Linked DNA regions of Mus musculus: region 1 is linked to region 2. The links are chromatin loops, found by intact Hi-C in ENCODE. Cell type or tissue: left cerebral cortex. All regions are shown on one strand.

Region 1 (8,000 bases), 98 kb after region 2:
GGGTGCTTTATAGCAGCTCCGATGGCAGCACCTTCTCCTGTGCCCCCGAGGGCTTGTGCCGTGCACTGTGAGTCTTTACCATACTTACAAAACACCACAGGTGTTCTCTCCTTTTCTAACAAAAAAGTTTTCAAAGGAGCTGCAAAGAGGCCATTTCCACTCGGTGCAGCAAAGCTAAACCCGGCTAGGGATCAACTTTACCGTGGGAGGCAGGTTAATGCCCCCCAAATGAGAAATGAGAGTGGGATCTTTGGGGGCAGATCTGAAAGATTTTGGTCAGGTTTCAATTCTCTGGAGACAGGTTGGTGGTGGCTCTGGAGTGTGATCATGACATATGGACTAGAGGGACAGTCTATAGCCAGGGGACTCAGAGTGTTTCCTTGACAATCCTACCCATAGTTTAAAAGTACATATTTCCAGTCCCTCTTTAGGAGAGCTCCAAAGCCCGTGTGTCCAGGTGCAGGAAGTCTGTTGCACGCTGTACCTGAGAGCCACTAAACCCAAAGCAGAAAGTAGGGATACCAAAACCTCTAAATCAGAGATTGTAACAAAGCTACTTTGTACTCAATTCATAGGAAATACTTCATAAACATTTAGTTAAGAAATTAATAAAGCTCAAGGGGTTGAGGGCCCAGTAAAGAAAATTGCAGAAAACGGTGTAAGAAGCCAACAAAACCTCTATCCCACCTGTAACTACTTCACAGTAGAACTGACACTTATCTTAGTCATTTTTACATAGTGTCCAGCCATGTAGTCCAGGCTAGCTCATGGAACTAGTGATCTGTCTGCCTTAGCTTCCCCAGTGTTTGGATCATAGCTGTGTGTCACCATGTTGAGGTTACAATGGGCTCTTAGTGAGTGCAATTTTATAAATGATTAATGAAATTTTCTATTATTAGATCATATGTTTTTCTCCTGTCTTTCCTTGTAGCTATCCACTGCAAACACCAAAGATGAAGGGTTTTGTTGTTGTTTGTTTGTTTGTTTTTGTTATTTATTTATTTACTTACTTACTTATTGCAAGCCATGAGTCAAGGAGATTTGGTAACTTGCTCCACTGTTGGTCCTCACTCCTGCCTGAAAGAGAACTCACATGGTTAGCAGGTGGCAGCAGTAGGTTGGGGATTGGCTGCCCACATTCTAGGACTCTCAGAAGATACTGTGGTGGGAGGCAGGCACAGGCAGGATGGCACAGACTACATGGTTAAGAGCAGAGGGCACCACAAGCCTGAGGCTGCCAGGCCACCATTCAGACTTAAATCCAGTCTGTGGCAACACACAGCCCAGAGATCCAGTCATTACTATCTTTGGTTGACAAAAGGATGGTCCCCCTGAAAATGGGACCAGGCAACAAGAGGTCACTTTTATACTAATTTCCATTCTTGACCTTTATTGTAAAAACATCTCATTTATTATCTACCACCTTCCTGGATGTTGTTTTATGAGCTGTCCGGGATGCTAATTTGTCTGAGGTCTCAGCAAAAGTGCTGAGATACCAATCCACAGTCAAATTCTCAAGCCTGAATTTTCTCTTCTGTTAAGAAACTGTATGAGTGCAGGGGGCTATGGTGTCAGTCACTAAACACCTACGGCGTCATCTGATCACCTATGCACTGAGGAAGTAATTGTAAGTAAGATAGAACTTACAGTTTAAATGCAAAGGTTTGCCTTGGTGCAGAAGTTGTGATCAGACATGTAGGCCTCTGTACCAGTGGGCAGCTGCACTTCAGTTCACAGCACCTTTAGAATCTTTCTATCCCTTCTGGTCTACCTATGCATTCTTTATCTAGGAAGTGCATTTTAAGTGTGGGTGCAAGCTTGTGTGTATGTGTGTGTATAACACATGTATGTTTGTGTGTTTCTAGGCGTGTGTGTGGTGAGGTGTGGATGCATGTAAGTGAGTGTGTGTGTGTGTGTGTGTGTGTGTGTGTGTGTGCTGGTTGCTGGTTGCAGAAACTTAGGAAAATCTCAAGTACCATCCCTCCTGGGGCTCCATGCAGATCCTGACCACTTTGTTTATTTGTTTGTTTGTTTTTGTTTTTTGGGTTGTTTTGTTTTGTTTTGTTTTAAGACATTGCTTCTCACTGTCCTGGAACTTGGGAACTAGGCCTGACTGGCTGGCCAGTGCGTCCAAAGGATTGTCTCTGCCTCTCCGGCACTGGGCTGCCAAGCACACACTACCATGTGGAACTTTGTGCAACGTGGTTCCTGGAGATGAACTTCAGATCATGATGTTTGTGGGCCAGCTCCCCGGCGCTTTCCCTGCTGTTCTGAAATGCTTCCAGTGGAAACTGCGTTTGGCCTCTCTCCCTCTAAAAGCCATACACTCTACAGTCCTTTCTATTTTATACTTGCTGACTCTGACCCCAGAGGTGTCCTGAGCCATGAGATGGCCACCTGTTTCTAGAGAGAATGAGGTTCTGGACTCTTCCTGTTCCTCCTCCTTCCTCCTGTGGGTTTGTTGCTTGTCAGGCCACTTAGCAACTTGATCAAGAGTCTTAGGGAGACAAGAGTTGATTTGAATGGATGGTTGGTGGGTTAGAGCCACAGGGTCCTAAGAATTTTCTTCGTTTTACTTGACATTTCAAGTGCAAATGTGTATTTTAATATCCGCCTTGAACATTCTTGAGAGGGGAATCATGGTGGCAAGCAATGACTACACTGGTTAATTTAGTCAAATCATTGTGACAACTCATTTTAGCTTCTTACAGTAAAGATGTGAAACCAGACAAGTGCACATACTACGTACACATTTTATGCAGTAAATGTGCTGACAGCGTTTAGAAAGTTCAATGTTTTGGGGGAATATTAGGGGTTAAGACTAAGAAATTACCCTTATTATAGAACATTTATAATACCATAATTAATGAGATTTTATCTTTGTAGTTTAGTTTGCATCTCTCTTTCAACAATGATCCATTGCTGTGGCAAAGACTTCAGCAGTCTCAGCTGGGCTGCCTTGGGCATACATGGGAATAGGGGGATCCTGGAGAGCCAGCCTGAAGCCCAAGTGATTTCCTGGGTCCTTGACATTAATGAATGTCTCAGTGAATAAGTGAATAAGATTTTGGAAATAATGCTAGGATCCATACAATATATACTAGCACAACTTCACATTCAAATATTAAAATGTTTTTCTGATGGTTGAAAAACAGTGACATCTCTTTGGTCTTACTAAACTCACTCCTGTGAACACACGGTCCACCTTATGACTCCACTATGTGCCTTCAATCTACTGAACCCAGGTAGCTAAGGTCATAACTGATGTAGCAAAGAGGTCAAGGTCCTTGAAGACATTACTTTTGTCCTTTCTTGAAATGCATAATCTTCTTGGGTCAGGATTTTTCCTATTTACATTTCTACATGAATTTAATAGCAATTTAGAGTGGAAGGGTGGAAAGGAGAAGTGAGGGTGGGAGGGAGGAAGGTGGGAGGGAGTAAAGGAGGGAGGGAGGGAGAAAGAATGACAGAGAGAGAGAGATTCCACAGGCTCACACTGAAGATGGGTTTGGTCATATTCAACACATTGAACACCTTATTGAACATCTTGAAGTATTCAGAATCCCGTGGTGTTCTGTAAGGCCCAGATGTGTACAGCCAGGTGCCTCCCTCCCAATGTTTAAACCCATTTTATGGAGGATTTAATCCATCTTTGGAATCACAGACTTTGGAATGCATTCCTTGGGAGGCCATCTGAGATGATAAAAAACAGGTCCAAAGATGATATTCAAAGATGCCATTTATGGACTGGCAGAAAGGGGCTGAGCAGAGAGAGAGAGAAACTTGGCAGTGCTTTGTGGAGTCGTTTCAATTTGCCCTGTTCTAGAGCACAAGGGAACTCTTGAAATTTCATAATCATAGGATCTTTTTATTCATTTCCCAAAGAGCATGTTTTTGAGTCAGTGCATAATATAGCTATTTGTTCTCTCGAACACATCTTAGGGATGAAAAAGGAGTTAGGAAAATGAGCCCATTGTTTTTTAAAATTAGTGACAAACTTCAAAATAATTCCAAACAAACCTCAAATAAAACATTCTCCCCCTACTGCGAGTCCCATTTAAACTGTTTGGGTCAGTCTGCTTTAATGAGCCCCATTCATGCTGACTCGTCCACACACTTCACACAAAGACAACTGTACCTCTAAACCCATTTGAAAGTGATGGATGACTGTCAGCTCTGTGAGGCGAGCATGTGGTGGCTTGATAGCGCGGTGAAAGCAATCGCCGAGTGCGAGTCTGTTTCTTTTGGCAACGGAAGGGGTTGCTAATGGATTCATCATTTTCTGTTAAGCATGAATGTCAAACAAAAAAACATTTAGGGCTCTATTCAGCAGAGTTTCCGGCTTGATGCTTGCCAGCTATGGAGGCCCTGTGACTTGGAACCTGGACAGCCCAAAGCCTGATTTTTATTCCCCAAGTTCCGTGGAGCTAGAGCCCCCGAACCTGGAATTCTGCCAAAAGCTCCTTCCTCATCCTCTACCTCTTCCTGTGCCTCCTCCTTCTGCCCTTCTCACACTTCCTCCTCTCTCCTCTTCCTTTGCCTGCTCTTTTCCCTTCACCTCCTCCCTTGTCCCGCTCCTCCTCTCTTGCTCCTCCTCTCCTGCTCCTGCTCCTCCTCTCCTGCTCCTCCTCTCCTGCTCCTCCTGCTCCTGCTCCTCCTCTCCTGCTCCTCCTCCTGCTCCTGCTCCTCCTCTCCTGCTCCTCCTCTCCTGCTCCTCCTGCTCCTGCTCTTCCTCTCCTGCTCCTTCTCTCCTGCGCCTCCTCTTCTGTCTCCTGCTCTGCTTCCGTCTGCATCACCTCGGCTTCTCCTCCTCTACCTCCCCCTTCTCTTTCTTTTTCTTTTTCTCTCTTCAGCTCCTCTCTTTTCCAATCATGTGACATTATGGGCCTTGCTCTTCGATTGGTGGTATCTGGAACAGAGTGAGATACCAGCTCTTATCCCATCATTGACTCTGCCTAAGAACCACATAGAAATCCACTCATAGAGGGCTGGCAGGGTAAGCACGGGGCACATGCCAGTGCTGCTTGTATCTTAGACCTGACTGGATGAAGCAGGGATTGCCCATTTGTTATTTGGAAATCATAAACAATCAATGTGCTCTGAACTCATTCTACGCCCAGAAAATGAACACAAAAATAGAAGTGGAGAGAGATGTAGGCTTTTGAGATGCTGTGTTGTTCTCTGAATGGACCGGGAGAGGGCTTGGGGAAAATGCTGGCCTTGCCACACAGCTCTTATTGTATCATTTACCACAGAAGGGCTTCCTTCTGTGGGAGAATGGCTTCTTCAACCACATCCACAGTGGAAGGAATTAGGAGCTGGGCCCAGACAAGGGGAGCACTACCCCCCTGCCAGAGGCAGTGACTATTATTTAGACCCCAGAGTAACTGTGAGGCTGGCATGAGTCTTGGAACCAGCTCTGACATCGTGGATAACTCTCTATCAGCCTCAGTGCCTCAGATTTTGAACATTGTTGTTTTGTAGGTTAAATGAAATTGCAAAAGATCAGTAGTCTAAATTACGAGTTCATGCACATAGCGATTTATTAATTTAATTATTTTAACTAGTAAGGTGAACAAACAATGAAAGCCAGGAGCTTGTGTAAGGTCTAAGAGCTCAGAACATAGAAGAGATAGATTATTAACACCCACTTGCTTCTCTGCCAATCAAATGGGTGCTCCCTCCATCTGGGCTCAGCTCCTCCTCTGTGCCCTGTGGATATGGCTGAAGAAGCCATTCTCCCACAGGCGGGTGGGGTGGGGTGGGTGGGGTCTTCAGATGTCAATGATATCAAAAGAGCTGTGTCTTCTGTCTCTAGTCCCCAAAGTGCTTTGGTTGTAGGCAACTGTCCATTCATACATGGCTTTTGAAGTGGGTACTCAGTTTCCAACCCTGACCTTCATGTTTGCATACCAAGTGCTTTTATTCCTCTGAGGCATCTCCTCAACCCAGAAGCTCGAGCTTTCCTTGGGCACTAAGTTTTCACAGTAGGGGACTGGATCTGAGCACAGGGTTAATACCTGTGCACTGAGAAGGGAAATAGGATGTAAAGATGAACCCAGAGGTCTGTTTTAAGTTCTTTGTGAGTGTGGCTTGCATCTCCTCTCTTGTCTCTAATCCTCAGTCATATTTGGAGGAAAATTAAAATAAGTTGTGAAATGCTGCCAGCGCTTTGTAAATGACAGGACTACTGGTGAGTTAATGTGACAATTCTATTGATAACTTAGCTTAGGAGATGAAGCTAGACATTGAAAAAAGCAAAAGTAATAGTCTTCTCTGAATTATCAAATGGCAACTCCCTCTGGAAATGCCCTCTACTACCTACATAGTCAACCAGGGTTTCTCTCCTTTGTTTGCATGTTTATAACACCACACACACACACACACACACACACACACACACACACACACACACACACTGTGACAAAGATGATCTTGAGGGAGACAAACACTCTAAGAACTCAGGAAATATTTGTTGAATTTAGTAAACACTTATCCGGAAAACAGAGAAAGTTGCTCTATGGTGTCCAAGTTCATTCTATCTACCCTTAACCTCTGCGTTGATTTAATTGCTACTTACATGAAATTTTCACCAAATTAAATAACATTTTGTTAGCTCATTTTGCTAAGTTCTATATGCCTTTGTCTCTCGAAATATAACTGAACAAGAATGATCTACACATGCATTATACACTCTACCAGGGAGGCTGCAACCCAGATGTCATTTTAACCTGCGGAAGTGGCCGGATCCCTGTTCCACGGGGCTGATTTCAATGAGGAATTTTCAGAATGATGAGGCCAGATTTAGCTGGTAGCAATTATTGGCACATTTCAGATGAGCTCAGCGTGAAGAATAAAACTGAAGTAAGATTAAGTCTCAAATAGTAAAGGAGAGGAGGGAAATGAAAAGAGAGGCCAAAAGGGTTTGGAAAGCAGGAAAGGACCAGTTATCTGCAGGAAGCTGGTATTCTTGTGTGAGATGTGTGTGACCCAGCCTGGGTGAGAATGTTATCTCTATGTGATCTGCAGAATTTTGCTCTTGACTGCAGCAACTGCAGAAGAGTGAATTAAAGTCTTAAGGAGAAAAATCAATAAGAGGGAAGGAAAGATAAAAGCAAGAAGGCTAGAGAGCATTTCAAAAACCAAGTAGAAGTCTCATAAATGGCCATGGAGGACCGAGCAGTATTTATAAGGGTTTAACAGGAATCCCAATAGGAACAGATTTGTTGGTCACCCTGGGGGGAGGGGGACTGAAAGGCTTCTGAGTGGTTTATGGCATTTGCCTGGCTTCTCACTCCAGTGTGTGACAGACAGGAATAGAGACTCTCTGAAGAACTGTATGAAGCCAGATCTGGTTGCCAGGCACCTTGATGATGAGAATTTGACTGGAAAGGAATTTTGAGAAAGCTGGGGCTGAGCTGTGAGAGAAGCACAGTCTCCAAGCACAGCCCTTGCTACCGCTCCCAATTTATTTCTAAACTGGAAAAAAAATAGATAGCACAGCCATTTGTCCCAATAAGAGCCATGCTTTCTCTACTCTAGATTCACAAACCTGTAAATGGTTTCTGTTTTGGACTATTATATGGGGAATTCCTTCCAAAGCCCCACATCTTCTATTTAAATGAGATGGTAGAGATGCAAGTATGAAAACATGAATGAAGAGGAGTGGTCCTGTGGAGGAAATTGATGCAGAGTGTCCCTACTGGTCCAGAGCTTCAGGACATTGACAGTAAAGGAAGTAGCTATGACCTTCCCTGGAGGATCCAAGCAGGGAGAGTATTTGATACTGCATGCACCTTAGCATGATTTGTTTGTGAGTTCTGTCCTGAGTTTTCATCATGCCATAGGTGCTCTTAGTATGGAGAAACACTCTAAGTAAAAATCTGTTAATGCACAGTATGACTATTCTTAATCAGGAATGAAATGTGTATTAGGGTGAAAGTTGAAACTGAAGTTTAGCAGAGTTCAGAGTTTAGAAATGTACTTATGTAGTAGAAACG
Region 2 (8,000 bases):
AACCTCAGATGCACTGTCCTGAGAATCTTGGAAATAAAACCTTGGAACCCCTCTGAAGAGATCTCACAGACACACACACACACACACACACACACAGGGAGAGAGAGAGAGAGAGAGAGAGAGAGAGAGAGAGAGAGAGAGAGAGAGAGAGAGAGAAGACCATTTCATGGTTTCAAGACTTTATTATCGTAGAAGGTCCTTAACAAAAGAAAGCTTAATGGCAGACACAGGTTTGAATACCTAGCAAATCAGTAATAATAATAGCATCTAATTGCCCGTGACTACAAATGTGGTAGGTACTACTCTCATCCTGTTAAAAGTGTAGACCCACTGAAGTGGATGGCATAGTATCACCGGTGGATAGGGAAATGGGGTGAGCGACGTTAAGAACTACGGGATTTGTGTTAATAAGGAAGGAAGATCACAGCAGTGGCTGAGTGTGCTTTGGTTTGGGTGTGTAACCAGCATTCCACATGAGACAGACAGTCTTACAGGGCTGCTCAGGAGACAGTTTTGAGAGCATGGTACTGACTGGAAAGGGAGGTATGGAAAGGTTGGTCTTACACCGAGTGGCACTTCCCTTTATGGGCTGACTCTCCATGTTGACACAGATGTCTATAAAATAGTGATCATAGATACATCGTACATGTCTATACAACAATGCTGTCCACCAGTCACATTTAGCGCGTTTCCATCCATATGTGCCCATTTATGACAGCAGCAGTCTGACTCACTCCCAGCCAGTGAGAAGGAAGGGGCTCCTGTCCTGGGACAAGGACAGGAACTGCATAATTCTGCTGGTAACACTTCCTGCTCTGACCACAACTCAAGGAGAAACACATTGGTTATGAGCAAAGCCAAATGGGAGAGATGTGATAGTTTTGAAATTTTTCCAGTTTGTAAAGCAGGGTTTAAAGCTCTACGGATGTTATGAGGAGATCCCGCGGCCAGGACTTCATGTTTGACTTAAAGACCAGCAATCAGATTCCGGTTACTTTACCCGTGGAAATAAAAATCCTCTCTAATATGCTTACTCGACGCCTTCCCAAATGGCATTTCATTACCAATCCATCTCCATTAATGCCACAAAGGATGACGACGGCCCACAGTGAAAACCACATCCTCACTGGCCACATTACCATGTCACGCCCTGAACACTGCTTTCTTGGTATCTTCCTGAGAGTGGCTTAGTCTTGTGTGTGGGACCTGAGTTTAGTGACTACACAAGAACTTAAAAGGTGCTAACTCTCAAGTTACAATTTTTTAAATAAAGAAAAATAGTATTAAAAGCAGAATTAACGTTGCATTGTTAATGAAGTCCTTTCGTTCTCAAGTAGCGCTAATTCTAAGGGTCAGTTCATTTTCTAATGTCTAATGAGAGATTTTTAAAATATTAAGTATGATCTCATGATTTTTTTAAAAATGCAAATACAGCTAATAGTTTAGTTTAAAATGCTTTTCAGATTAAGTTATTACATTAAAAACATGTTATTATTATCTTTGGATCTGTTGGAGCACTAACTTACTAAATTGTCTTGTTCTATATAGTGTATTACTGTAATGATCATGTCTGAAAATTTCCCCTTTGATCCCCAATAGCTATGCTCTTGCATTTCCTAACCCTGTGCCCACCTTAAACCTCTGTACCATAATGGAAAGTTTCTGAACACAGGCTGACCCAGACCAGAGAGAATTTTTCAGTATTTAGACCAATATTCATTTGCCTTGAGGGACTGCTATATTTGGAGTGTGACTACTTGGTTGTGTGTGATATTCATATAGATGTAGATGTAGACATAGATATAGGTATACTTTTTGAGACAGAGTTTCTCTGTGTAGCCCTGGCTGCCCTGGAACTCACTCTGTAGACCAGGCTGGCCTCGAACTCACAGAGATCTGCTTGGTCGACAATGCCCAGCAAACTGCTTGTATCCCCACAACCCCCTTCTTGAGTTGTCATTTCTATGTTGGAAGCAACTTTAGAAATCTCAGACACTCCAAATTATACCTCTACAGCTCACAGATCCTGTCAGAGTTGGGATTTGTACCCCAGGACTCTCTTTTTTATTTATTTATTTATTTATTTATTTATTTATTGAGACAGGGTTTCTCTGTGTATCCCTGGCTGTCCTGGAACTCACTCTGTAGACCAGGCTGGCCTCAAACTCAGAAATCCACCTGCCTCTGCCTCCCGAGTGAGGACACTCTTTAAAAGTTAGCAATGGTCTAAGCTGTTGATTTATCTCTCAGTTGCATCTCAAGAACACCAAGTCTTGGTTTAATAAAAATTTAAACCACTTAAGAAATGGATGGCTATCTCCCTTTGCATACCTGTTGGCTGTGGAAGTTAAAATCCTACTTTTTCCGATAAGGCACAAGAATTGCTTAAACAATACATAGGTGCTGTGTTCACAGGTGAGACTAGAAGAACGGAAGCCTTTAGAATGATGAAGTTCCGTATCTTTGGCTGTCCATGGAGAAAATGAGAGCTTAAAGGAGTGTCACAGGGCCACACACTGTAGGGAGCCTCTACTCCAGGAGCCGTGACCTCTAGATGATCTTCATATTCCTCTTATTTCTAGTGCAGTGCACACTTCCCAGGGGACAGTCAGGTGTTCAAACAATGATCCAAATATGGTTGAGCCTGTTGACTCTTGTTCTAATTGCTGTATAGGTGGTTGAGACATTAACAAAGCATAAATATTTGCCAAAGAATCATGAGTAAACTCAGCTGGACATAAACTTTGATATGCAAATGATAGAAAAGTATGAAACACGGAAAAAAAGAGTTTCTTTTCATTTTGTTCCTTTTATACTTTTGAAAAGTAAGCGATAAGTGCACAGGGAGACAAGCCTTGTGAGAAAACGGCCCTCTTCCCAGAGTCTCCTAGCTCTGGGATACTGCCTCGGAAGTGGGGCCTTGATAATCCTTGCAAAGAATAATGAGAAGGAAAAAAAAAAAACCTGCTTGCTGACAGCAACCTCCAGACAAATGAAAACCTGGACGGTGCCCTGAGAGTTTTAGGTAATCCAGGCTCATAATTTGATTTGAGAAGAGCTACTCCAGGCTACTGTGTAATTACAGCAGCATTCAGCAGGCTGGCTTCGGCTGGCCTCGGCGAGTTCTCCTTCATCGCCCTTTATACCAAAGCTCCTGTTGATGAGAGGGCGGAAACAGTCAGTGCAAAAGAAGTAATTAGCAGGCGGGAACCGCTACCACTGTTTGAGGCTAACACGCGGTCTTTATTGGTACTTATTAAGTAGATGTCTAGAGACCGAGGGAAATATTGCAAGCCACAAACATGAAGAAGAGTGTGGGAACAAAAAGGATAGAGGGAACTTTTAAAAGCAACTTATCTATTTTATATTTTACAAACCTGATCCCAAGGCTAGTTTCCGAAAGGATATTAAGCCTCCAGCTCCCGTCTGTCACAGTGCATGACCGGCTCACATCAATCACCATGCAAGGCAGCCTAGAGCATGAGTTGAACTCCTTCGGTGTTCTCTTTTCTCTTCCCTTTCTGATTTACTCTATTATCATGGGAGTTGACTTGAAAAATATTTTGGACAGCTGCTTTTTTGAGTTTGGGTTGTAGTTAAACCCACCAGCAGGGGGAGTCGGGGAGACTAGCAAACCTTGGCAGAGTCCAGCCTCTCTAGGATCCAGCTACGGAGCTGTTTTTTGTGGACACTTGTGAAGAAGCAAGAAACAGAACAGGCAAGAGGAAGGAAACAGGAGAGCTCTGAAGGGTTTGAAATCCTAGTTTACGGTGTTGAAGGTGGGCGAAAAGTAGCCTACAGTTTCTGCCTGCGGAATGACTGTATTCTTGCTTCTGCTGGCTTGTTTGAAAACAGGTCACAAATTCTGTCCTCCTGCAGGCTACAGTCCTTGCCCTGGGGGTGGGGGTTGGGGTTGGGGGTGCACAGCTTTCATCTTCTTGTTCTTGCCCCGTTTGGGGTATGTGGGTACCAAGGTGCGCAAGACTGCGGAGCTTGGAGCTGTCCCAAATAGATGCCCTGCACCTGATTCTGACCTAGTCTTCATCCTCAAATGGCCGTCCAATTAAAGGTGTGATGGCCACTTCCGCTCCCTTAGCAGGAAACAGTTTCCAATATGCACAGCGACTTTAAAGTCAGCCAGCTTAATGGAAGTATGGAAGGTTGCAGAGAGAATTGCATACCTGGGCTTTGTTTTTAAGAGAGTGATGGAAGGGACTGTGGACAGAGGGCCACAGTTTGGGGCGGTGGGGGACCGTGGGCAGTTGCTGTGCGGTAGAGTGGCATTTATATTGCAGTACACAGCGATCATCCTTGGGAAAGTACAGTCTTGTTGACAGCCTACTTTTAGTGTTCACTGGAGGCTTATGCACTCCTATTTTGTTTGTGACTCTCCTCCCATCTCTTAGCAACCACTCACAGCACAGAATCACAAGTAAAATCTCATGGGCACTGACATTGAAGAAAGTGTTTGCTTTGGAACTTAAGTGCATGCTTGGAAAGGGTGAGGGACAGATGATGTCTCAGGCAGACTGAAGGCTGCACATGTTGGTGATCAGACACTTGGTAAGTGTCAACTGGGGGACTTAATTGGCCTCAGAACACAGGGGAAGGTGACACCCAAAGTGCACACGGTACTTGGTGCTCTGTTACCTTTTGGGAATATCAGTAAATATAGGAGATGTTTATCATGAAGTTTTTTTTTTTTAAATAGACGTTATATGTTCAAATAGTTTTATTTTAGGGTCAACTTCACAGTCACAGACTTCCATCAACAGCCCAGTTCTGCGATGAGTGAAAACCTCCAAAATCCCAAGTCACAAATACTCACTCAGAAGTCCACAATGTAGCGTTTCCACCTTTGCTTTCTACCCTGCTGCCATTTTTACATCTGTGTCTCCTTCGTCAGTCATGGTGCTCCACGTGTTCCTCTTCTTGAACACAGCTCTTCTCGTCAGCCTTGGGGATCATGGGTGGCATAGCATTATGACCTTTTGGGCAGGGTGGCTGGAGAAGCCCTGAGATCTTCTGAGTAGCTCTTGACATCCTCATGTCTAATTAATCCAAGTCAGGAGTTGTCTCCACTTGTTACCAGTTTCAGGATACAAATGGAAGAAACTGAAATTTGTTTCACTAATTATTAATCTTTGGGTAAATATTAGAATCCCATTACAATTACACCCCCCCCACACACACAGAGAGAGAGAGAGAGAGAGAGAGAGAGAGAGAGAGAGAGAGAGAGAGAGAGAGATACACGGCTGAGACTGAGAATCCTGGCAGTTCAGAAACGTGGCAGCTGGCAAGACAGGATAGAAAGAACACAATCCACCCTGCCAGGCTCCTTTTCACATGGTTTCTTTGTGATATCAGGCTGAGGAATAATGAGCAACCATGGATAGGCAGAGTGGAGACCCTGTCTACTTAAACCTGTAAGCAGGGCTTCCAAAAGCAACTCCTCAGGATGCCTCTCTTCTATAAAATTCTACTTTCTCTGGAGAGTAAATATTTGATGATGTTTTTAAAGAGCTGTTCAAGAATTTAATGCTTTGATGAGAAATTCTGTTCCTACTTCATTGCCCACCTCAACCCCCAGAAGTTCTTTTGCTTCTATGTGTAGACTGTAGCTCACAGCTGATCAGTATGCTTTGTAGTGACAGTATCCACTGGCAGTCTAGATGGCTGAACAACAACAACCAAAAAAAAAAAAAATCTCTTAAGCAAGCCATCAAGTTATAATATGTACTCAGGGCCAACCCAGTAAAAAGCAAAAGTAACTACTGCATGGTTTTCCCAATCAAGAAAGACATCATCTTTACTTGATTGGGAATGTAACCACAGATATCCCAGAGTCCTACTCAAACATATGTCTAGCCCTTAGTGTCCCTCCTAGATGCTTTTGAGGCTTGCTCCCCTCTTGAGGGCAGCCTGCACCCTCTTTGGCTGCCATCTGAAAGATGCATACATGAATTATCTCCTGAGAGACTCAAGAGTGAGCTTAAGGAGGAGCTATTCATCTATACTGCCTGCAGCCACGGCACTTGACCCAACTGAATCTCCTGCTAGAACTGCCTGGTGTGCTGCTGCCAGATGCCTTCAGAACTCAAACAACAACAAAACATACTTCCAGCTGTTTGGGTGGAGACTAAAGGACACGTTTCAAATTCACAGCCCTAGTCTTTTCTGGCTGGTAGATCCTAGCTTTGATAGGGCACTATGGTCGCCGTATGGCTCTGTGTAAGCAGCCCACGCTGATTCACTGAGCCACTGGAGCATCCCATGGCCCTGTACTTAGTATAAGCATTTGGTGACAAGCTGGCCTGATAGAGACAGAAAACACCTCCCTTCAGAGCAGCTAATCCCCACCAGCTGTTCAGGTCTGTTTCTTACTAAGCAAGTCACCCTGGTTGATCTTGTAAAAGCAGCTTCTGACAGCGAATGGAGGTCACATTTTTGGACATGTGTCTGTACTGTCATTGGCCTCGCAGAGACTCTGGCTTGGAGGTCTATGTATATGAGCCCTGCCATCCTTTCTGGAGCAGAGGCAAAGTACACACCCCAACCGCCTTGTAAAAGCAGTACATCTAATCACATAATGCCTCTATAATGTGGTTTTTTTAGTTAAGTGACCCACAGGATATTAATTTGGTGGTAACAGCTCCCAAGGGATGTGGTACTGGCAGACACTTCAAGAGCAGGGAGCACCACTATTAGATGTGATGTTCATTTCATCTGAACATATGGAAAGCACAACAAGCCATGAGAGCTCTGTGCTTGCTATATTGTTCCTAGACCTGCCATAAATAAGGATCTCTTAAAAAGCAGCCAATTAATAAATGTGCATCGAATTACAGTGTTTAAATATTCCATAATATGGGCCTTTCCCCCTTCGCCTACATTCCCACTCCTTCGGGGGCCTCTTCGTTATTCAAGTTGTTATAACATTTCCCACTGCACGGCGCATCTCAGTTTTGTTGTTGTTGATTGAGTTATTTGGTTGGTCTGCTGCCTTAAGAGAGAGAGAGGGGGGAAAAAAAGACAGAAAGAAAAAAATCTGTAAGCTATAAAATGCATCTTCTTTCTTCCTTTGTCTGGGCATTAGACTCTGGCTTGGCACTAGAACCCCACCCCAAACCTCCCACCAAGAGTCTGTCCTGTTTCTATAGGCTCCTACATGCTCAGCTGTACCTCTTTTGAAATGATGCCCAAATCCAGCAGTGTTTACATAAGCAAAAGGGAGTTCATGCAGCAGAGAGTTCCACCATCGCACCTTACACTTTGTTTGTAGCTGAGCTTCTATTTTTCTAACGTGATGGTTTCATCCAGCTCTGACAACAAATTTCTTTAAGAGATTATACACCCAGAGTGAACTTTTTTTTTTCCCTGCCAAGAATTATGGCACACCTGGAAGACCTAAATCATTTTTATCTGTGTGTTAGAAGCTTTTCATATTGAAATTGCTTATCTTGAACTGGACCCATGTCTTAAGGGGAGCAGCAGTCAGATGTGTGTTTGTGTGTGTGTGTATATATATACTGGGATCATGAAATAATATATCCAAGGTGGATTTATTTCTCATCAGTCACTATAGAACACTATCCCCAGGACTGCCTCACCTCTTCCATGCCTGCTTCCCGAATTACATATCTGAGCGTGGCTGTGTGCTTTCTACAGAGAGCTCACACCAGTTCTCACACTGATTCCTCTTCATGTTTGATACAGTCCCCAGTTGGTTAAGGAGATCTCCGGCCCCATATCTTTTGCGTGTACTTGACACTATACACACTTTGGTGAGGGAAATGATAAAGCTGTTATGAGCCACCCCTATCCCCCACAAAGATGTGTTTGATAATCATATGATATATTTTGAGAGAGGGAAATACTTACAACGACTCAGGGAGTGTCACAGCATTGGATCAATTGACTTAAAAGGAAAAAAAAGTCACTCCGAGTTTATTCTGAAGTTTGCAGACCAGTCTATTTCCTGTCAGTTGTCAAGCTGTCAG

The links. A loop is a pair of places that touch in the nucleus more often than their neighbours do. Peaks named below come from ENCODE experiments on the same cell type or tissue, not always from the same donor. Only the 100,000 strongest peaks of a DNase experiment are listed, where the experiment ranks them.
Region 1: it touches region 2 in a loop (3-fold over the local background); 2 of 42 quality-filtered maps call a loop at or near these places.

Annotation. Positions count from the first base shown.
Region 1 is chr3:35,221,777-35,229,776 of GRCm38, reverse strand. No RefSeq gene overlaps it. Among named protein-coding and RNA genes, the nearest start is that of 1700017M07Rik, 50 kb to the left of the region's middle. In left cerebral cortex, no CTCF peak of the experiment used is centred here; DNase peaks (open chromatin) are centred at 4,291 and 7,294.
Region 2 is chr3:35,319,517-35,327,516 of GRCm38, reverse strand. Gm35425 (a long non-coding RNA gene) reads right to left here. Exons shown (of 5, transcript XR_880765.2): 1 at 7,882-8,000; 2 at 4,829-5,115; 3 at 2,332-3,154. Among named protein-coding and RNA genes, the nearest start is that of Gm35425, 5.1 kb to the right of the region's middle. In left cerebral cortex, a CTCF peak has its summit at 3,604 (motif pointing right); DNase peaks (open chromatin) are centred at 3,155 and 3,630; H3K27ac peaks cover 677 bases.